Linked DNA regions of Homo sapiens: all the other regions are linked to region 4. Evidence: chromatin contacts called from ENCODE Hi-C or POLR2A ChIA-PET data. All regions are on one chromosome and are shown on one strand. The core of a region is the stretch at or near the end of the contact, and the rest is flanking DNA. Distances in the headings are between cores, read along the strand shown.

What was found. Hi-C counts contacts between places; a loop is a spot of excess contacts on that map. ChIA-PET counts read pairs that join two places held with the same protein, here RNA polymerase II (POLR2A). Pooled maps may share reads with other maps.
Region 1: a map of tibial artery shows a loop between it and region 4 (3-fold over the local background). The contact joins the enhancer-like site here to the promoter of CDC42EP3 in region 4. A Hi-C loop is called at or near these places in 12 of 168 maps with a recorded cell type or tissue (A673, CD14-positive monocyte, CD4-positive, alpha-beta T cell and 8 more), 3 of 37 single-sample maps with no recorded cell type and 18 of 50 pooled maps. POLR2A ChIA-PET finds 5 or more read pairs at or near these places in 9 of 52 experiments (A549, AG04450, B cell and 6 more).
Region 2: a map of GM12878 shows a loop between it and region 4 (3-fold over the local background). The contact joins the enhancer-like site here to the promoter of CDC42EP3 in region 4. A Hi-C loop is called at or near these places in 1 of 168 maps with a recorded cell type or tissue (GM12878), 8 of 37 single-sample maps with no recorded cell type and 8 of 50 pooled maps. POLR2A ChIA-PET finds 5 or more read pairs at or near these places in 3 of 52 experiments (CD4-positive, alpha-beta memory T cell, Caco-2 and GM10248).
Region 3: a map of sigmoid colon shows a loop between it and region 4 (2.2-fold over the local background). The contact joins the enhancer-like site here to the promoter of CDC42EP3 in region 4. A Hi-C loop is called at or near these places in 2 of 168 maps with a recorded cell type or tissue (gastrocnemius medialis and sigmoid colon) and 4 of 50 pooled maps. POLR2A ChIA-PET finds 5 or more read pairs at or near these places in 3 of 52 experiments (AG04450, SK-N-SH and WTC11).
Region 5: a pooled map shows a loop between it and region 4 (11-fold over the local background). The contact joins the promoter of RMDN2 here to the promoter of CDC42EP3 in region 4. A Hi-C loop is called at or near these places in 2 of 37 single-sample maps with no recorded cell type and 11 of 50 pooled maps. POLR2A ChIA-PET finds 5 or more read pairs at or near these places in 4 of 52 experiments (A549, AG04450, BJ and 1 more).
Region 6: a loop to region 4 is called in a map of mammary epithelial cell, with 14 times the contacts of the local background. The contact joins the promoter of PIRAT1 here to the promoter of CDC42EP3 in region 4. A Hi-C loop is called at or near these places in 30 of 168 maps with a recorded cell type or tissue (Caco-2, Calu3, GM12878 and 16 more), 33 of 37 single-sample maps with no recorded cell type and 33 of 50 pooled maps. POLR2A ChIA-PET finds 5 or more read pairs at or near these places in 8 of 52 experiments (A549, BJ, GM10248 and 5 more).
Region 7: a loop to region 4 is called in a map of endothelial cell of umbilical vein, with 10 times the contacts of the local background. The contact joins the enhancer-like site here to the promoter of CDC42EP3 in region 4. A Hi-C loop is called at or near these places in 4 of 168 maps with a recorded cell type or tissue (CD8-positive, alpha-beta T cell, chondrocyte, endothelial cell of umbilical vein and 1 more) and 9 of 50 pooled maps. POLR2A ChIA-PET finds 5 or more read pairs at or near these places in 4 of 52 experiments (AG04449, CD4-positive, alpha-beta T cell, CD4-positive, alpha-beta memory T cell and 1 more).

Annotation. Positions count from the first base shown.
Region 1 is chr2:37,522,716-37,525,955 of GRCh38, reverse strand. No RefSeq gene overlaps it. Among named protein-coding and RNA genes, the nearest start is that of LINC03063, 38 kb to the left of the region's middle. Within about 2 kb of position 1,980, at least 10 of the 41 ENCODE cell types and tissues checked have a DNase peak (open chromatin) inside an H3K27ac peak, as active enhancers do; they include A673, CD14-positive monocyte, heart right ventricle and 1 more, where a contact is called at or near this core.
Region 2 is chr2:37,891,652-37,894,421 of GRCh38, reverse strand. No RefSeq gene overlaps it. Among named protein-coding and RNA genes, the nearest start is that of PIRAT1, 17 kb to the right of the region's middle. Within about 2 kb of position 1,506, at least 6 of the 41 ENCODE cell types and tissues checked have a DNase peak (open chromatin) inside an H3K27ac peak, as active enhancers do; they include GM12878, where a contact is called at or near this core.
Region 3 is chr2:37,504,865-37,507,990 of GRCh38, reverse strand. No RefSeq gene overlaps it. Among named protein-coding and RNA genes, the nearest start is that of LINC03063, 56 kb to the left of the region's middle. Within about 2 kb of position 1,375, at least 2 of the 41 ENCODE cell types and tissues checked have a DNase peak (open chromatin) inside an H3K27ac peak, as active enhancers do.
Region 4 is chr2:37,670,055-37,672,987 of GRCh38, reverse strand. It overlaps CDC42EP3 (CDC42 effector protein 3), which reads left to right and starts at 1,346. Exons shown (of 2, transcript NM_006449.5): 1 at 1,346-1,562. RefSeq lists silencers at 368-537, 758-827, 838-897, 1,068-1,557.
Region 5 is chr2:37,923,927-37,926,896 of GRCh38, reverse strand. It overlaps RMDN2 (regulator of microtubule dynamics 2), which reads right to left and starts at 1,610. Exons shown (of 11, transcript NM_001170791.3): 1 at 1,472-1,610. RefSeq lists a silencer at 1,556-1,795.
Region 6 is chr2:37,874,457-37,877,233 of GRCh38, reverse strand. It overlaps PIRAT1 (PU.1 (SPI1) induced regulator of S100A8 and S100A9 alarmin transcription 1), which reads left to right and starts at 1,371. Exons shown (of 4, transcript NR_110012.1): 1 at 1,371-1,491.
Region 7 is chr2:37,454,864-37,458,031 of GRCh38, reverse strand. No RefSeq gene overlaps it. Among named protein-coding and RNA genes, the nearest start is that of LINC03063, 110 kb to the left of the region's middle. Within about 2 kb of position 1,336, at least 7 of the 41 ENCODE cell types and tissues checked have a DNase peak (open chromatin) inside an H3K27ac peak, as active enhancers do; they include CD4-positive, alpha-beta T cell, CD8-positive, alpha-beta T cell and endothelial cell of umbilical vein, where a contact is called at or near this core.

The DNA of each region.
Region 1 (3,240 bases), core at 731-3,230, 150 kb after region 4:
GTAATTATTTAAGATAATCTCAATAAAAGAGCACATCATGAGATATACAGATAAAACATACATTTTATCTATATCTATTTTTAACTGGTAAGATTGTCAATCCTGTTTCCATACCATATCTGGATGCTTTTGATACATTGGACACGTAGTCACAGGGAATAATTTACATAGATGATTGTTTGGTAGAAATGAAATTCTGGAAGCCTGATTTTTTTCCATTCATTTTTCCAATCATCTCAGATTTCCAAATGGAAAATCTTTGCAATCCCTCCCATAACCTAAGCTACCGTGCAGCCCCATGGACAGACTAACAGGGTGTAGAATGGAGAAATCTTTCTCTAAAGTAAACTAAGAGGAACTTCTAAGTTTTGGGCTCAGTTACCAGCCAGATGGATTGTATACAAGGCAAGAAGTGTTTTGACATTGATTATGAGGACAGAAAATGCCTCCTGGAAAGGTGGCTTGTCCTTGCCCCATTCTGGGCATTTGCAATGCACTTGATAGATTCAGGTCTAATTGAAACCATAAGAAACACCACCTGAGGCAGACCGATAGTCCATCTGGCCCACTGCTCAGGCTCAGACAGAAGCATCCAAAGACTCTGCGTGAGGAGGTCCAATGCCTCATCGGATTTCAGCCATGAGAAGGTAGAAACATACCCTGAAGAGCCCTTACTTTCCTCCGCCAAAATAAGGGATTGTGAGTGAGGCAGTGCTGCTGTCCTCTCCCAAATCTCCCACTTCCTCTCAGGGGAGCTGCCATCTGCTTCCAAGTCCATGAGTGTTCATTTATTAAACAACAGACCTAGCTCCTGACAATGCTTGCCGGGAATGTATACTTCACAATAATAAGCCTTAGACACTGGGGACAAAAATGATCAGAAGCACCATTTTCCCAGGGAATTTATCCACTTGGCAAACCCTGGGCTTGTGAAGACATGGCCTGCCTTCTCCTTCAGTGAAATAAGATAATTGTTTCTGAAGAGTAAAGTTTTATATTTTAGAGTGTTGAGGTCATATCCCCTTCTTTCTATGGGCTCCCCAGGTAAGGAGTTTCATTAAATATTTTCTTTGCTGTGAAATTGCCCTCACAACAGCATCTATCCCTTGGGCTAACCAAAAACTTTAAGGCACAATCTAACCACAAGATTTTCAGTGAAAACCTTTATTTAAATCGTGTGTGTGCATGTGTATGTGTGTGTGTGCATAAACATAGCATGAGTATGTGGCATATGAAAGCTGAAAAATCTCTGATGCTGTCCACATCTCCATCTTTCCACCTGTCCCCCACCTGGCTGGCATGGGCTAGAGGGGCGGGTAGTGTTCTGGTGGCAGCCTCCTGAGACCTAAATGGCCTTTGTTACATACTTCAGAGCTGCTTAACACCCCTGACATGTTCTTAGCTATGAGCTCAGCTCCTGGATTCTTCCAAAATCTGTAGCTCACACTTTTCTTACCTTTCAAATCCTCAAACTATAAAACCTGAAATATAAAGTGCATATAGAGGAGAAGAATGCAGATTGAAACCTTGAGTGCTTGGGAGCTTCCAAGAGTACTTTGCACTCACTAACTAGAGGATGTAAAAGTACCTGTACCCACAGCACACCAGTTGCACAAAGGCATAGAAGTGTTCTTTGATCTAAAAGGATCGGGGAAGCTCTCAGTCACCACGTGCTACCACTTCCCTAGCTGGACAATGCTTTGGAAAACAACTGGATGCATGATTGCATCTTAATTCTAACCCTCCTCCATTTGAAAAATGAGGATACTGGGGCCCAGAGGGATTTGGGGACTTGCCTCAGGTCACAAAGTCAGGGAAGGGCAAGCAGTAACTGGAAGCAGGAATCCAATGTCCTTTTCATTCCACCAGTGTTTGTTGGAAAGAGTATATTTCTGCTTGTGAGGCAATCTTCAGTCTGCAGAGCCGTAGTGTAACGTTTTGGCATGGAGTAGCAGTGTCGTAATCTTCCTCTAACACTTCCCCAGTCCTAAAAACCATATAAGGAATTTGAATCTCTATCATGGTTCCCAATTAGCTTTGACAAACTTGATGTCTTGCCAGCCAGTAAACTACATCACACCCACTGATTCCAACAGGGCAAATCATTCTATTAAACACTGAGACTTAATATCTCAGCTAAAAACAACCATCTGTTCACACTTAATTACCATCTTCCCCAAACATATTTATTTGACAATCTTAAAGAAAACTCCAGTTGCAGAGAGGACTGAGGATTTGAAGGTTTAGCATTTCTGCTTAAGAGCTGTCAGTTAAACTTAAAATTATCTCAGTCCTGGTTCAAGTCCTACTGGAAATAGAAACACACATTTTTCAGATGGTTCCAAAAACATTCTTGCATTTATTTTCTAAAAAGAAAACTTTAAGAACAAATCATGAAAAAAATAAAATAAAATGAGCTGCCTTGCTTTTTCTTTCCCTTTTTTTTTCTTTCTTTCTAGCTTTCTTAAACATACTTGTTCTCGAAAGAAAAAAATTGGAAGGAAAATACTCAGATGCCAGGTGTACCTTTATTAATTGGCTTAACATGCTAGTCAAGAAACCAGCTAGCTACACTAACCACCATCATCATCTCTCTGTGCCTCTCAAAGGAGACTGCTGGGTTTCAATCACTGTACATAAGCAGTTTTTTATTCTCGTGTCACCTCTGTAGAGATCTAATTTACATGTGATCACTTAAAGCCTCTTTTGAATGTTTTAAATAGTCAGAATCTCAATAGCTATCAACTTTTCAGAAGGGGCTTTAGCTTTAATTGTATTGTACATCAGGTATTCTTATAATGTTAAACAGTCAAGAAATTTATAGTAAAGAAAGGAATTCTTTGTCAAGCAAATAAAAAAAAAGCTGATAGCCACAACATTCATAACCAAGACTTTTTTTTTTTTTTTGGCTTAACTATTAGCCACCCCACAAGGCAAAATATCCCTATCCCTAAATTTCGAAAATATTCTATTTGGGGAGTTATTTTTTTGGAGTAAAGAAGAATGAGTTGGACCACCTCTGGCCATCTGTGTGTTTTTTCATTTTTGTAGCCTTTGCTGACTGCAATGCACTCTGGTATCTTGGACTCTCTTGGGGAAAAATAAGCAATTAAGAAGCTTTCCAGAGACCAACAGTTGTATAGGAACGACTTGCAAACAACATTTCATCACTCAGGGAATAAACATCATTGCTTATGATGTACCAATTTCTCTGCTAATATCTGGGAATACAACCATAAG
Region 2 (2,770 bases), core at 257-2,756, 220 kb before region 4:
ACAGTGATTTACTTTGTAACCTCAAGTAAGTCATCCTCTGGTATCTGAGTTTTAGATAAGTCAAGAACCTACCCTTGAAGTGGTATCGAGGGATAAATCAGACTGTCTGAATGACTGGACTGGAGCTTCTCAGAAGCGCAGTGCAAATCTGAGTTTCTAGTGTGCGGGCGAACCTGATGTTGAAACATCGGAGCTGGAAGAGGGCTCTTACCCATCCAGCCCAGCTTTCGCATTTGGCAGATGAGGAACCCAGGGAGGGGAAAATGACTTACAAAGATCACGTAGCCAATGAGTGTGGAGCTGGGGCCATAATCCAGTCCTTATGTGATTACTGTGAAGTTATCCTTTTCCCCCAACATCTACTTATGAATAAAGAGTTTATTAAGTGGTTAACTGCAAGGCAAGATTGCTCACAGTACTCTCAATGACACTCCAGGCTCAATGGCCTAGAGGACATAGAACAGAAGGAGGATTTAAGGAAACTTCTCCAATAAATCAGGCAAAATTTGCTTTGAGTGTGAATTCTAATCAATGCCATCATTTGTAGGAATGGGCCATGTCAGCAGCCCAGGGGTTGCTAACTTCAAGTAGGAGGTAGCCTTACGCAGATACTTGACTTGGGAGGACAGGAGGAAGAAAGCATTGAATAAACAAAGCAGGACTGAGGGTAGGAGTAGAGGCCTTCTAGGGATGCTGAACTTGTGCACAGAGAACTTCCTAACAGAGCACTACCTGCCTCTTCCTCCTACCCACCCCTGGGTTGCTTTTATAGGGGAGGAAAGCAAATCTTGTCCCTCTAGCCATCTTAGGTTCTCCCACTGAGGCCCTGTATATTAGACTAACAAAAAAGCACCTTCACCAGAGAAACACAAACAGAAGTTTATTAGCATGTGTCACACATACACATGGAGGTACCTAGAGATGAGTAACTCAAAGGGATTGTTAGAACTTGGGCTTATATAACATCTTAACAAAAAAACCCAATACTTTTGTAGAGAATTAACAAGAGAAAGGAAAAGCACTCTGGACTTCATGGGGTAGCAAGTTGTGGGAAGATAAATGGGAAACTCATGGACGGTAAGGGCTGGTTGGTCAAGTTTGTTCCTCTGGTCTAGTGTGTGGGATATAGGATCTACGGTTGTCTCAGGGGACCAAGAACTGTCCTGCCCTTCCTGGAAGAAAAAAGGAGAGCAGAGTTTTTCTTCTGTCCACTTCTTAATTATCATCAGCTCAGAATAATCCTTACGTCTGTTAAAGCAAACTAAATATGGCCTGAGAAGGACTCTGTACTTCTATATTTGAGTCCTTGTGGATGAACTGCAACCTAGCTTAACTGGTAGACGAGACTGAAAACCTAACTAGGAGTATGCACCTGTAACAGTCACTGAGTCTTGGCCAATCCCAGCAGCCATACTTCAACCACTCATACACTGCTGAGTGTTCAACTTGTGTTCAAATAAGGCAAACGCCAAGCTGTAGCTAGTCAGGCTGTTTCTCACTTCCTATTTCTATATGTCACTTTACTTTTTTTTTGTCTATAAATTTGTTCTGACCACAAGGCACTCCTGGAGTCTCTCTGAGTTGGCTGCCCAATTTGTGAATTGTTCATTGCTCAATTAAACTCCCTTAAATTTAATTCTGCTGAAGTGGTTTTTTTTTTTTTTTTAACACGCCAAAGTGGCATATTTTGGGGTGGCATAATCTGCCACACCCTTCCTTCCTCCTGAAGAGTTTCTTTGAGGAATTCAACCACTACATTTGAAGCATGCAACTATGGCAAACCTAATTAGAAAAAGTTGTGCTGATTCAGGAAGCCCCAGTCCCCGACTGAGTGACAGTAGATAGATGTGGGTAAAACAGTATCTTATTCTTGGCAGCTGAAAGTAAGTGAGAGGAAAGGGGTGGTGGAGGAGAGGAAGCCAGCAGGAGAATAGAAGAGAAAGTGGAGTGCACGCTCCTGACTGAGCAGGTCCCGTAGTCGACTTGATTGACAGGATGAGACTGAGGAGAGGCAGTGTGATCTCTGGGCGGGAGGTCAGAGCCTCTAGGCCAGAATCATGGTGGAGTTCGAAGAAGAAGAATGAAGTTTGAATGAAGTCCAACTTCATTCCCTAGAGAATTCCCAGGGACCTGGCTGTTCAGAAAGGAGCCTTGGGCAACCGATGGTGCCAGGGCTCCAGATGATTCCACCCCTGAGATAGAGTCCTTTGAGTCCTACAAAGTCTGGACTTCATAACGAATAATGACGGTGTCTGTTAAGTGCTTCCTAGTTATGAAATGTGATAAGCATTTTAAAAATGCAGTGTCTCATTTGATAATCACAACAATCTGTGAGTTAAATATCATTAGCCCATTTTACAGATGAGGGAGTTGAGGTTTAGAGATGTAAAAATAAGTGGCCCAAGCCCACCCAACATATAAGCAAACAGAGATTCCAATGAAATTATCATTCCAAATTCATATTTTTAATCATTATACTGCACTGCCTTCCCTTGGGTGGGTTATGACTTTCTGGGGAGGAGCCTTTCTGGAGGTCAGTAGCCACATGTTATAGCAGGGTCTAAATTTAGGATTCACACGGCGTCTGAGCTGCGGACAGAGGTAAGGCGAGTGAGTGGGGACTCTACATACTTGGAATCTGCCCCTGAGACCTGGTCTAGGCTCTTCTTTGAGTGATACCAATTGCCTGTTTTGTTTTTTTTTCTCTGAGTAAACCTGACCATTTCAAGCTCATTGTCAGGATTAGAAACCCTGACAGATCGAGGAAGAG
Region 3 (3,126 bases), core at 126-2,625, 170 kb after region 4:
CAGCAATGTGTGCCAGATGGAATGTGGGTTTGTGGGGTCGGGTACAGCACAGGGTATAACAAATTTAGAATGTGTTAAGAAGCAGCGTACTCAAAGAAAGATAGTATGTTTACTAGAAATGTGATATGCTCGCCTCATGCGTATATAAGAGAATGTGGGCAGGACAGTAAATCTACTGAAATAGCAACACCATGCTGAAGGGAGACAGTGACTATAGCAATAACTGCGCATGGTTTAAGGAACACTGCAAATATGATCTTACCATAGGAGTAGTTACATTGATGTTTTAGCTGCCCAGTGTGTTTGGGGGTTTGCTATCAAAATGTCGAGTATTCAAATATCTGCACTGAATACAAAAAATGTTTGAAGAACCTGAGCTAGGGATTAGAATTTAGAAAATCTGGGCTCCCATGAATCCTATCTTTACCCAATTATGTTAAAACAGAGACTAAATATCACTTGTAATACCCCAAGTTGAAAAGCCTGTGCTGTTTTCTCATAAAATCAAGCATATTAGCATTTGAATCATGTTAAACATAGGATTGCTAATCAGAAGAGAAGATAAATGAAAGGGGAATGTTTATGTAAAATAGAAAGCCAGCATGTTGATGTCCCTGGATCTGCTCGACATAAAGATGCACACCCAGACAGTGAATAAAAGCATGGCACCTCATTTTGACAGTGTCTACACTGGCTTTCTATTTTCTTTTCTCTTTAAGTTTGTGGCATATTCTCTGCCAACCGCATTCCCCCAGCAGAGCCTCTCAGCTCAGCAGCACAAAGCCTTCTTTGTGCCCCTTCTTTGTGTGAAATATTGATAAGCCTGAAAGAGTCAGATGATGAAGGTTTCTGGTTTGTTTGGGCTTCGGTGAGATCCCAATTTCAAAATGTCCATGGCTAGGCCTCCAGAGTCAAATATGAACTGCTGTATTTTATAATTTAGGGGTAAATCTGAAACTGTTTTTACACTCAAGCAGAAAGTCTGCTCTCCAACATCAAGAAGGGTTGCGGTAATGATCCTGAGTTCATCACATAACCACACAACTCCTTATTCCATGCAAGCTAGTGAAAAGTCACAAAACTCACTTTCAGGTCTTGCTTTTAAAAATATTTAAAACCAAAGGAACTATTTTAAGTCTGAAGCCAAAAGTTAAGGAGCATTTTAATTCTCTCACTTCTTATCGGCAGCACCTCTTGGTTATTCTTCTCCTAACAGGCTCATAATTTTCATTAACAAGGCTGGCAGCTCTGACTTTGCCTGGAGGGGAATGTAACCCAGAGCAGCTGACAAGAGCTTGAAATTCTCTGGTTTTTGTCACTTGCTATTAGAATCACAGCCTTTTCTAAATATAGGATAGTGAGTCATATTAAACGGTGACCTGATTGCAAAGCCTCATCAAGTTTGTCTGGGGGTGCAATCAACAACACGTCGGACTGTAAAGGTCAACAATGTTAACATTTCAGAGCCTCCTCCTGGTTCAACACTGCAAAAGAAAATGGCATTGTCAAGTAGGCTTTATTCACAGGACAGTATACAGATGTGTGTTCACATGGATTTTTTAGCTTCCTTTTCCACTGCACACAGTATAGTTTATGGATTCATAGCGTATACATATGTCAACTTGTGGCTCTCAAGGATTAATTTCACTTTATCCAATATGTTTCTAAACCTCTTAGGGAATTCGTGGTTTAGTGCAATGGGCTGACATAGCACTAATTTAATTCAGATTCTGTTTTCATACTGTCACAATTTTAACTATTGCAGCATTGTTTGTGGAAATTCAGATACGGTTATTTAATGAAAGAAAAGTGACAAAGAAGACACTCTTTTGGTATCTTTGATTACAGCCTAGCCCTCACCCTTCCTATCCAGCAGGTCATCAAGATCTAGAAGATCCTAGTTCAATCCAGCAGCTGCCATCTCCACCCCCTCTCACTGCTGTGACCTTAATCCAGATCTCTTAAGCTTTCCTCGGGGTTCTTACAGTACCTTCCTCCCTCCTCTCTTCTGCCAGAGTCTCTCTGCCTTGCAATCATGATTCCTTCTAAACTGATCTCTTCATTTACTACCTTAAAAACCTTCCTCGATAGGCATCCTTTGCCTATAAGATAAAAGAAAAAAAAAAGCATGGCTTCATGGAAAGTGCAAAAAAGTTCGGGCTTCATAATGCTACTTAAATGAGTGAATTCACTGCAGTCTACAGCCTTGTCCTCAGATTCATAGGCTCGAAATTCAATCAGTATCACAGCAGCGGACCCACATAATCTAAGCCTGCAAAAGTTATATAAGAACCAAAATTGTCAGCATATTAATTTTCATGGAAACATACCTGCTAAACAAGTCCTAATCCTCATCTTGGCCTGAGACTCATATTCCTCCTCCAGAAAAAGTTACATGAGTAACCCCTTTATAATAAGATTCTTTACAGCCACAGAATTAGCTCAAGGAGAGTTAGTTGTTTGGCCATTTGGGGCCTTGAGAATCATGGTTTGGGCTGTGATGAACAGGTACATGCAGCAGATACAAGGAATGCTCTCTCATGACACCAATTCATTGGTCTTCTATTTTCTACAATCCAGGCTGACCAGTTCTCTTCTGTTGGCCAAAACAGTGGATCGAGTTCCCATGTTTTGCACAGAATCCACGTCACCTCCCTGAGATTGCATATCCCTTGGAATTCTGGGAATTCCTAAACTCTTCAGTAACAAACTCCCTGATGGGCCCAACTGGCTTTTGCTTTACTCTCTCAGTTAGCTGAACACATTCCATCTACGTCCTCCCAGTGAACATCTTTATTCCCCAGTTCTTTTCCTGCTGCCCTTTAAAACCTGGCCCCATACTGCCTTATCCTCACTGTTCCCACACATACCATTCCCTCCAGCCACACCGAATTCTTCGCCTTTCTCCTTTCATGCTGGATGAGTAGACTCCTTCTGTTATAAGCCACAGAAACTAGCTCTAGCTAACTTCAGCAGAGAAGGGATTTACTGGGAGTAGATGGGGTAGCTTACAGCATTGGAGGCAAAACTGAAAAACCTGTTTTTTGAAAGGATAGAAACTAGGGCAGAGCTGAGGACTTAACAGGAACAGCTGGACATCTCTTCGGAAAGACACCATGAGATGAA
Region 4 (2,933 bases), core at 97-2,596:
AAGTATTTTGCTTTCCAGATTGTGTGCGTTTCCTTTTCACTTCACCTTAAAGTCAGCCTGGGTTTACAACATCGGCTTAAGGCGCACCCTCTAAGGTTTCAGACAGACCCAGGGCACCGCGGTGATGACCTGAAGCTGATATCTCTCGGCAAAGCCAAGGTATCCGGGAGGTTCTCCGCGTTGTGCCAGGATTTCCATCCAACCCGAGAGTCTCAGGGCAGAGGCCAGGCCCCCAGCGTCCGACTCCCAGGGGTCCCAGCCCCCTCCCCTGGCTGACCATGCGGGCTGGGACCTCCCAGCCGGAAAACACCGCCCTTTCCTGTCGCCTACTCCTTCCCCAGGCCGACGACTCGCGGAGGAGGAAGAGACGGAGGCCGATTAAGAAAATTAGCATTCATTAACCCGGTTCACGCTCCGGCCCCGGCGGAGGGGAGGGGCGCGCCGGGCGGCGGCGCTGGCGGTGGCCGGGTGACCGGCGGGCGCAGGTGCCACCGCGGCCTGAATTTTACTCTCTCGGGCCGGCAGCTGCGCCACTTGCGCCTCGTCGCGCGTCTGGGGCAGCCGCCACCGGCTTGCCCCAGCTTTAGGCAAATCCTTTTGAAAGACCCTGAGGGAGAAGAAACGCCTCCCTCTGGGTAGGAGAACCTGTAGCGTCTGCTGTTCGTCGCGTGTCCAGTTGCTCAGCCGGGAGCTCCGGCATCTTCAGGGCGCTTATTCCACTCTCCGGGTTTTGGCTGCAGCTCTGAGGGGAGCGAGCTAGAAACTGACAGAACGCGACCCTCCCCCTCCGCGCCCACCGGAGCCCGGGCTGAGAGGGACCTGGGGAGCTGCGGCCTGGCCGGGGCGGCGCACTCAGGTGGCCTCGCTTCCCTGCGGGTCACCGCCCGCCACTCGCACAGCTAGGTCGGCCTGTTGGGATCGGGAGAGGTGGGCGCACGAGTTTTAGTGCGGGAGTCCGGGGTGCGGGCGGAGTCCTATTGTCCCCGTGCACCCGGGCGGCAGCACCTCCGGGTCCCTCTTTAAACCGAGCGTCCGGCGACCTTTCTTTGTGCTTAGGGAGTCGAAAGCGGCATCTTCTCCGAGAGAAGTCGCCTACTGGGGGGTGGCGCTGGGGAGGTAACAATGGGCGCCCATTGTCCTCCGAGGGTCCAACGGTGACCCCCCCCCGCGCGCGCGCCCGGCCACCGGTTGGCCCCGGGCCAGGGCACAGGTACCGCGGCTGGGAGGGTCGGCCCCGCTGCCCGCGCCCTCCGCCCCGCCCCAGTGAGTCCCCGCGCCGCCGGCCCCGCCCCGCGCCGCCCCGCCCTCCGCAGGTTCAGTCCTCGCGTCCGGCCGCCCCGCGCTCAGTCGCGCGCACCTTCTCTCGCGGCCGGGGGACCGCAGCGCGGGGCTAGCCCGGAGACCCGGCCACCGGCCTGGGGCGCCTTCACGCCGTCTCGGAGCGGATAATGCGGTGAGCAGGCACCACGCCGGCAGACTCGGCTGGATCTGCGCACAGCGGCAGGGATTGCGTGCGCCCGCGGGAGGCCCGGGGCAGCGGCTGGGATCCTCAGCGGCGGCCGGTGAGTCGGGGCAGCCCAGGGCTCCTTCCTCTCTACCTGTCTGTGAGTCTGTCCCGCCCGCGGCCGTGGCCGCTTCCGGCGTGCGCTGGTGTTAGGCTGGGAAACCAGCAGGGAGTCGGGATACCCAGGGCATCGCTTTCCCATCTAGTGTCCAACGGAACGAAGGGGACATAAAGCAAGCCAGGAGGGGGTCCGGCGGCACGACCAGGACTCAGAGCTCCACCATTTGTGCCCACTACTTTTCAGGGTGGGGCTGCGCGGCCACATTGCACCCTCCGAGCTATTGGCAGAGCCATTCTGGGCGCGTATAGCATTTTTCCATCTGAGAACAAGCCGCGCTTGGCTACCGCGCCCCTCGCATCATGGATTGGTACCAGGGCCGCACATGGGTGCATCGCACAGCTCTGCCGTGGCATCGCCTGCCCGGTGCCCTCCTCTTTCTTAATGGAGGACATTGTTAGTGGGGCGCCAACCTGCAGATCTGGATATTGACTTTTTTGTTTTTTGACGGTGAACAGCTGAGACGTTTACAAGGTTTTTTGTTTTTTGTTTTCTTCCCTTTCTCCTTGAAACTAAGTGGCTTGACACAGACAAGTATCAGACATGTGAGGATGAATGGATCTGGCCATTTTTTCGTTATGAATTATTATACTCTATCCCTCTCTCGACTTTGGGAGGCATGTGTTTCATCTTATAAATAGAAAGTAGCATATTTTTGGGCAGGATCTCCTTTATACTGTGCAGTCTAGGAGAGGTCAGTTTAAAAATAAATATGCACTTGAATGTTACATTACTGAGAGCCAGGCTGTGGCTGGGACAAGCTGCGTGGACAGCAGCATCAAAGCCGGGAGCGCAGCTGTGTTGAAAGGAGTAAAAGCCCCAGAGTGCAGCCTAGGCTGACAGTCAAGTAATTACATTTTGTTTAAAAAAAAAAAAAAAAAAAGTGAGCGAATTAAAATGAGGAATGTCAGGAGGGTATTGCAACATGAATCTTTCCAGCCCTGGCGTATTTGGAGGAGTGGGCTGCTGCTGTGTGCTGAGGTTGTAGGGGGGCTCTAGGGAGGGAACTGATGAATGTGTTAGGGAGACAAAGATTCCATCCCCATCTCCCAGCTCTTAATTCTCACAATATCCAAGAGTTTCTTGGGAGTACTGCCTTTTAAAAGGAACAAAAATTAGGAGAGCAGCAGATGTCTGTATTTTAATAGCAAAGCCAGTTTTAGGGACTTCCTGTTAACATCACAGGGAGAAAAAAGACTCACCAGGAACCAGCGATGATGCCCCAAAGGTATCCCTAAGACAATTTAAAAGGCTCCTGTAATGTTCTAATTTACACAAGCTCTTTCATCTTAAAACCAGGAAATGTACCTT
Region 5 (2,970 bases), core at 361-2,860, 250 kb before region 4:
TGGTACAATCACTGCTCACTGTAGCCTCGACCACTTGGGCTCAAGTCATCCTCCTGCCTCAGCCTCCCTAGTAGCTAGGACCACAAGCGTGGGCAACCACGCCCGGCTAATTTTTACATTACTTGTAGAGAGTGAGTCTCCCTATGTTGCTAGGCTGGTCCCGAACTCCTGGGCCCAAGCAATCCTGCCTCCACCTCTCAAAGTGCTGGGATAAGCAGCATGGGCCACTGCCTCCAGCCTTGTTAGCTTTCATACTTCTAATTATGTTAATAGTATACACTTGTAGTATAAAAAAATATAGTAATTAAAAACTTTACCAAACAGATTTTAAAACTCTAATATTTTAATAATCAGATACAAAGTATTATGTTACGTTTCAATTTGTAAGGTGCTAGTAAATAACAATGGAAAATGACATTTTAATATAGATTATGGCACTTAATTAATGTGTATTATTGTGTAATATTAAAGGTTGAGATGAGAATCAAGTATTCTAAAATGACATCAAAATGTTGACTCTAAAGAAAATAGAATATGAAATGTTTTCTGAAGAAATGTCTGAAGAAACATTTCATTTCCATGTTCTAGTTTTATTTAAAATTAATTTTTTGATGTAGAAATTATGCTTTACTAAATTAATTATAATGCTTTCACCATAAATCTAGCACAGATATTCATTAACTTCATCAGCAGACCCTTAGAGGAGAAAAATATAAAATGCATAACTCTAATAAACTCGGGGAAGGTATGACAAATTTTGCAAGGATAAAGAGACATTACAAAAAAGCCCGAGGTTTAAGTTTCCTAAGAGAATTGCACTGAGACCTTGAACTAGTGATCAGATTTCCTACAGCGTCCTGGAAAACCTGGTACTTTCGAAGTGAATTCTATTGTTCATTTCATCAGGTTTTCATGGTTTTTTTGTATTTTATAATTTATTTTAAATTTAGGGCTCCCAAGTGTTTGCCTCATTCCCCTATGTTGGCAGCACTGATAATCCGGCCTTCGTTTTTGTGTGAAATAGGCACAGACGGAGTCTGAGAGCAAAAAAAACCCCACACAAACAAAAACAAAATGTTTGCGCAAGGCTGAAAGCCGAGCGAGAGCCCAGCAAGTGTCTCTGTTGAAATTCTTTGGGGTTTGCAGGGACCAGCCGGGCCGAGGCAGCAAACTGCCTGTTCCCCACGCACCCCAGAAGGGTCCGCGTGCGAGGAAATACCAGCGACCTCCGGGGCTAGGGCTTCCGTGGCGCAGGGTCAGCGAGGGATGAACCCGGGAAGCCACTATGGGCCGCTGCTCCAGCCCCGGGAACGCAGAGCACCGCTGGCTAGCAGGCTCAAGCTTCGCCAGGGACACACCGACCCGGAAGTGCAGTCGCCCCCACCGCAAGTATTTCCGCTTCCCTCCGCAAGTCCCCGGCGCGGTCCGGCCCCCAGCGGCTGAGCAGCCCCCTCCCAGACTGCGCACGCACCTGTGTTCACTGCGCCGGCCTTTCAGCTGTTGGAGAGCGGAGACCAGGACCTGCTGGCGCGCAGTGGCGGACGGACAGTAGCCCTGGAGCCCGCGGGTCCTAAGGTCCCGCGCCGCGGCCGTCGCGTCCTGACCCAGATAGCGGAGGCGCCGGGGGAGGAGCCCGCGGCCGCTCGGCCCCCCGCTCCCGCCCCCTCTCCCTCTCGTGGTGGGTTCAACTCTACCGGGACTGGCGTTGGGTGCACCTTTTGCAAAATAAAATTGCACGTCGCGGGGCGCCTGGCTCGCGCCGGACCGTGTGTCTCGGCCGTCGCCTCCCTTCGAAGCCGGTCGGCACCTTTTCCCCCGCCTGGGCTCTGGGCCTCCGCGCTAGCCCCAGCGCGTTCCCTCTCGCGTTGCTGCCACTCCGCACGCCCACCGCCAGCTCGCTTCGTTCCGGCTCTCAAACCCACTCCCTCTCCCCTAGTTAAACCTTTTTCTGTGCCCTTTCTAGGCACAACCTTGCACTTTACTCCTCACGACTGAATTAAAGGCAGACGCCTTGCACTAATTACTGATATCTGCAGCCCCGTGTTCATAGCTTTATCTCACGTTTTCTTTTAATGAGCAATTTTGACAGCCTCTTCCTTCTCCCCGCCATTCCGAGTTGCCTTTAGATGAAAGCCGCTGTTTTTTCAGATGCCTGACATTTAAGGTTTTACCCAGCTTTCTGTGGTTTGTATAATGAAACTAATTCTGCTAAATACGCTCTTAAAAACTGGGCCGGGCGCGGTGGGTCACGCCTGTAATCCCAGCACTTTGGGAGGCTGAGGCAGGCGGATCACCTGAGGTCAGGAATTCGAGACCAGTATGGCCAACGTGGCGAAACCCCTGTCTCTACTAAAAATACAAAAAATTAGCCGGGCGTGGTGGTGGACGCCTGTAATCCCAGCTACTTGGGAGGATGAGGCAGGAGAATCGTTTGAACCCGGAGGCAGAGGTTGCAGTGAGGCGAGATCGCGCCACCGCACTCCAGCCTGGGTGATAGAGCGTCTCAAAAACAAAAACAAAACAGTACATACACTGCTTCTGTATTGTCCGCACCTTGAGTATTACTGCCTCAAGCTTAGGTTTGCATAACATTAATCTCTAAACTTCCCACCAATATATTGAGCAGAATTAAAAATGGGTACACTCTTTCTCAAAACAGCAACAGCAGACAACACCCATAAAGCCATGAAGAATCCAGAAGGCTTGTTTTGCAATCCATATACTACTGTTTACGGATAGGGATTCAGGGATTCTATAGGCTCTTTAAGATGATTTTTTGAGCTTCAGGCAAGCCGCATTGAAGAATAAGTAAGCCTGGCCATGGTCATTTTATTAAAAGTAATTTGTAGCAGGGCGCAGTGGCTCACGACTGTAAGCCCAGCACTTTGAGAGGCTGAGGCGGACGGATCACTTGAGGCCAGGAGTTCGTGACCAGCCTGGCCAATATGATGAAACACCATCTCTACTAAA
Region 6 (2,777 bases), core at 122-2,621, 200 kb before region 4:
AAACAAAACAAATTATTATATGACCTTTGAGTATATCACTTAATGTCTCAGGACAGAAGTTTTCTCATTTGTAAAACTGAAATATTTCTTGCCTAATTCACATGGCAGTTGCAAGGATCAAATACAGTAAAGTAGTATAAACACCTTGAGAATTGTCATGTTCTTTCCAAATATGCTTTTTTTCATCTTTACCATACAATCAACCCAACCACCTATAGGTAAAATCATAACACAAGGAAAATTGGAATTCAGAATAAAATACTTGAGCATTAAATTTCCTCATTGGTCCAAAAGCACTTTAATAGGCTTTGGTGAATTAGATTCGTGCAAGAAAAGGGACTAATGTATTTTCAACCATCAAAGGAGTGTTTAGCTTAATAATCAGCTACCCAGAAAATGAAACAGAAAAACACTTGAATCCAAAGCACCGAAGTGAACTGAAGCGGCCTCCACTGTCCTCCCCTAACTGTCCGCACGGCCTGTCCTCTGTAGGAGTGTCCTTGTGTACGTGTGGAGGTTGTGGACACACATGCCTAGGGTTACAGATGCTCTACAGACTTAACTCAGTATAGTGAAGCTGCAGAGATAGTCATAGCCCTAAAGAAGCCTATCTGAGAGCTTTCCTTTGGGTTTTACAAGAGGCATAGATATTTATTCTGCTCTTCTTTTAACAAAAGACTCCCAAATATTTGCTGAAGATGTAGAGTATTGCCATTTCTGCTTCAAAAGCTCTGAGCCTCTCACGGCACCTGTTGCTGCTGCCCCAAGAGCGGAACACACCCTCCACACCAGCAGCCCCAGGACTAGATTCAGCTTCTCAGTGAACCACTTCCATGCTCCACGATGTGCTCTGGGCTTTGGGGACTTAAAACATCGCAGCCGCGGCATAACAGAGATGCGTCAGCTTCTAAAGTCGTAGTGGGCAGTTCTAGAAACCTGACCCTTTCTTCTGCTGCTACAGATTCTATTGGCTTCTGGAGATTCAGAGACGTCCTTCCTCAAGAAGGAACCTCTGCCTGGCCTTCAGCAGGGCCACTGTCATGTGCGATATTCACTTAGAGCCTTATCACATTTGTGGCTGTAGAGGTGTTTGCGTGCCTTGTTTAATTTATCCCACTAGACTGTAAGTTCAGGGCAGATGGGGGATGTCTGGTTTTTGTTTTTTTTTTTTTTGCCTAATACTGTGTCCCCATGCTGGGCACAGACCTAGCACAGAGTAGGTGCTTGGCAAAGAGCTTTTGAATGAATGAATGATTGGCTGTAGTCTTCCTGGGAAAGGGCTGGCAGGCAAGGAAGTGTTAAACCAGCCACTAACCGCCCAGGCTGACCAGCCTTCTCCCTATCTCCCAGGCCTTTCGAACGGAGCCCGGGGAGGACAGGCTGGCAGAGGAGGGAGGAGGGTTTCTAGCTGAGAGAGACTGCGGCTGTGGGCCTGCAGCCTACCCCTCTTCAAGCTCTCCGGAGCCGTTCCTGCGAAACCAGCCCCCACAAGTGAGTGTCTGCGGCCCCCTCCCTCCTCTTTCCCTTATTGCTCCCTGTGGGGATGGGGCTGACACCGAGCTTGATCCTAAGTAAAAGTCTGTTCTAACAGGAAGCAAATAATGTTCCTCCCCTGACGGAGGTGTTTCCTTCTCAAAGAAGTTACAAAGGGCTCTTTTCAGAGAGAAAGGGGCTGGGAATAGTGTGTGGCCTCACTGCCGTCTGCCTTGGGTGGAGCCAGCACGTTCTGGAATCCAGGGGCTTCCTCTTCTAAAGAGGCGCCGGGCCATGCACTGAAACGGGGTGGCCCATCCTCTGGGAGCCCCAGTCCCCTTACCTGCTTGATACAAGCATCCTCTGGAAGTGCCTAGGGTCATTGCCAAGGCCCCTGTTTTCTTTTCTTGGCTTCCAGGACGCCGTAGTCTGTGTTCTTCCTCCCGCCCTGCAGTTCCCTAGCTGGATTCTCTTCCTCGCTGTGATCTCTTCATCCCTGGTTCCCCAGCGCTCTGTCCTGAGCCCCCTTCTCGAACCACACTCTCGTCTGAGTGAGCATATTGAGCTTCATGGCTGTACATTTCCTCCCCGTGCCGAGGAATCCCACACACTTAGTTCCAGCGCCCAGCTCGCCCCCACCTCATCCAGGTCCTTACATCCCCCTGCAGACTCTGTCTCCACTCCACCTCATTGGTGTTTCCCACTCACTAGATCTAAAGCCAAACTCTTGATCCTGACTTCTCCACCCACCAGCTTGCCTTTCTCTTCATCTTCCCCATCTCAGAGAGCGGCTCGGTCCCGAACTGTCTCTTTCCTTCACACCCTTCATCTAACACACAGCAAGGCTTCTCAGCTCTACCTTCAAAATCTACTCCTCATCTTTCTTCTTCCCACCACCGCCACTCAAACGCCCTCGGCCTAGAGGGATCAGACCCATACTACCTGGCTCCTGAACCTCTGCAAGAGTCTCTGATCTTTCTGCTTCCACTCCTGTCTTGCTACAGACTATTCTTCTGACAGCAGCCGGGGTGATCTTTTCAACTACCAGACCGTGTCACCTTGCTTAAAACCAGCTGGGGCTTCCCTCACACGCAGCATGACACTCAAACTCCACACGACAATCTAACCAGCCTCACCAACTGTGGCCCTGGCTTGTCCTTCTGACTTAGCTTCTGTCTCAGCTCAGGCTACACTGGCCTTCTTGGTATTCCTCAGCCCCCCAGCTTGTCACTGCCCAGCCTTTGCACTGTGTCCTCTCTCTGGAGTTCTTTCCCTCAGGTCTTCAGGTGGCCTTGCTCTCGGGC
Region 7 (3,168 bases), core at 87-2,586, 210 kb after region 4:
TTTCACATTGCTATACCCATTTTGAAAATGAAGAAACAGAGGCTTAAAATGCTTAAGTAACTTGCCCTGGATCCCAACAAAGTAAATGACAGAACAGGATTCGTATTTGGGCCAGTTCAACTCCAAAGACCATGCGTTTTTTGTTATGTTCAGCTGCCAAGTGTAGTTTCTTACCACAATGTCATGAACTATTGTTACAAGAAAATGAGACCGCTGTTTACTATCTGTTGTGGCCAGGTTTTAAATCGAGCCTGAGGATATAAAACTTATGACCTCTAAGTCTCAAATAAAAACCCACTTGAATTAAAACAAAACAAGGGAAAATGCCTTAGTAATAATATTTGAAAAATCTTCAGAATGTGAGATATCAATTGGCTTTGTTTAGTGGAATGTCCCTGCACAGAGATGGATGGACTTCGTGGGTGTCAGAGCCGTCAGTGGAATTCGTGGGTCTAGCGCGATATGTTCTCTCTTCCTGGTCATCAAGCCATAGTTCAAATTTGCCATGATTATCCCTTGCTATGGCTTGTAAACTTACATCCCAGCAAGATTACAAATTCTGACTAGGCTTAATTTTAAATGGAAGAAGAAATTAGTTTCATTCTTTCAGTATATGAGTCATGTAGGCGAAGAAAACTGTCCCTGGCAGTGTCTTTTCCAGTTCCACAATGCTCTGACAATGCACACTTCTCCAAAGAATCGCTACCCAAGGCTGAGCCCCAGAGGGTGCCACGTGTCAAGGGCTACGTCTTAACCCATCCCCTGGTGCAGCACTTGGCATGGAGGAGCTGTTCAATAAATATTGTTCAATGAACAAATGAATGAAATCCTGTCTGCCTTAAAAAGCAAGAAAACAATATCATTCCTTCCTGATTTCCTTATAGCAAGTCTGGCCTTTGTTTCTACCTAAACCTTCTGCCTACTAACAGACCCCTCCCAGCTCACAGGCCAAATGCAGTCTCAGGCTTTCATCTCTAAGGTCATGATACCTTCTATCCCACAGGTCTTGAGAGAATCAAATTGGATGAGGCTGTAGAAGCCTGGGAATCACAGCATATGCCCCACCCCCTTGAAAACGGGGCAGACGGAATGTGTCCAATTTTCATCCTTGGCAACATGTTGAGATCGCTTGAGGAGCTTTCAAAAACTAGAGACCCTAAGTCCCACTCCAGTTAAATCAGAATCTCTGGGGATAAGGTGAGCATTAATAGTATTTAAATGTCCCCCTAGTAATTTGAATGTGCAGCAAAGATTGAAGATCACAAGGCTGGAGGAAGCCAGGAAGTGGGCACATCAGCCCCACACAGGCAGGAAGAAGCATTTGCTGTGCTCCTTGATTGGGAGGGTAAGAAGACAGGAAGCCCAACATGTAACGGCAGCTGCTGCTGTTGGGCAAAATGCCCTTCCCAGCCCTGTAAGTCCTGGCTGCTGCCTTGGCTACCTCTACCACCTCCTTCCTACTTCTCTAAATGGTCCTGGAGCAGGCTGCAGTCTCATCCTGGATAGGGCAATGGGGACCTGCCCCAGGCACCCAATTCTTTTTAAACAGAACTAGCTTCCAGGTCATGATCTCCTTACAACTGAAGATTCCAAGTGACAAGACCTAAATGGGTACAGATGGACTGTGCATAAGCCCAAGGAGAGCACTGTAGAAAGGACTGCATGTCAGCAAGTCCTAAAGATAAGCTGGGAAAGGAAGAGTAGCCAGAGACCCAAAATGTCAGACCTGTTTATGTCTTCAATGTTAAGAGGGAGTCACAGATTCATCACATTGGGAGAAAATGCCTCATAGATCTAATATGGTGAAGGAAATACACAAGCACACACACACACACACACACACACACACACACACACAGACACACCCGATTTATTGGCTGAAGCCCCAAGTACATAGCCCAACTCTTATGCGTTGAGTGTCTGTGTTCGCCAAAAATTCCTATTTTGAAGCCCTAACCTCTCAGCACGGCTCTATTTGGACATGGGGCCTCCCTGGAAGTAAAGTTAAATAAGATCAAAAAGATGGGGCTCTGGTCACATAGGATTAATGTCCCTATAAGAAGAGATACTAGAGAGCTTGCTCACTGTCTCTCCTTCTCCACCATGTGAGGACACAAACAGAAGGTAGCCATCTGCAAGCCAGGAAGAGAACCCTTACCTGGAACCAGCTCCATATGACCTTGATCTGGGACTTTTGGCCTCCAGAACTGTAAAAAAATACATTTTTATTGTTTAAGTAACCCAGTCTGTCTTATTTTATCACAACAGTTCAAGCAGACTATGACACCAACCTTAGACAAATCACAACATCTTTGAGCCTGAGTTTCTTCATCAATAAGAGAAAGATAAATCCTACCTGTTCATAAACATCAAATGAGATCACGTATGTTTAAGGGTTTTGCAAACAATAGAGTATTAAGTAGGCATTAAATCATTCATTAATCTCTACCTCTGTGCTCTCATACTTTAATCCCTCTGCTAGCTGAGCATTTACCACATTGTATTAGATTGAATTGTTTATATGTCTCTTCTGTCAGGTTTTAAATCCTTATGGCCAGGCGCCAAGTCTCTTTCATCTTTGTAGCCCCATGTCAAAACACACAGTCACTGCTCAAGAAAGGCTTATTGAACAATCCCAAGGTAGCACTGGATATGCTTTCTCTGTGTCCCATAACATCCTCCCATATACTTTGATCACTTAGCATCAGGTATTAGAGTTATTAGCTTTTGTGTTTTTCCTACTGTCCTGTAAGCTCCCAAATGGTAGAGACTGCTTGTTATCATTACTATATCCCTAGCAACTAGTACAGAGCTTGGTACCTGGTAGGAACTTAATGAATGTTGATGAAAAGAAGGGAAATGATTCCTTTCCTGAGGAATTTGCATTGTTGAATTTCATTGTTCAAAGCTGTCCTGTATTTGATTCATCATTTCCAACGGAACAAACTGAAGCTCTCCATTTTACCAAGTCTTTTTTCAAATGGCTCCTAAAAGGTCCTAGCTCTTTTATCCTATTATAGCTGGCAAAGTATCTGAATGCATCATTTTATTGTGCAAGTCAATATCATCCCCCAGAGAACCAAGACTGGTCATTTACGCCAACAGTAGTTGCTATGCAACCACTCTCCAAGCCTTGGTTGAAAGATCCAGAGCCGAGGCAGTGATTTT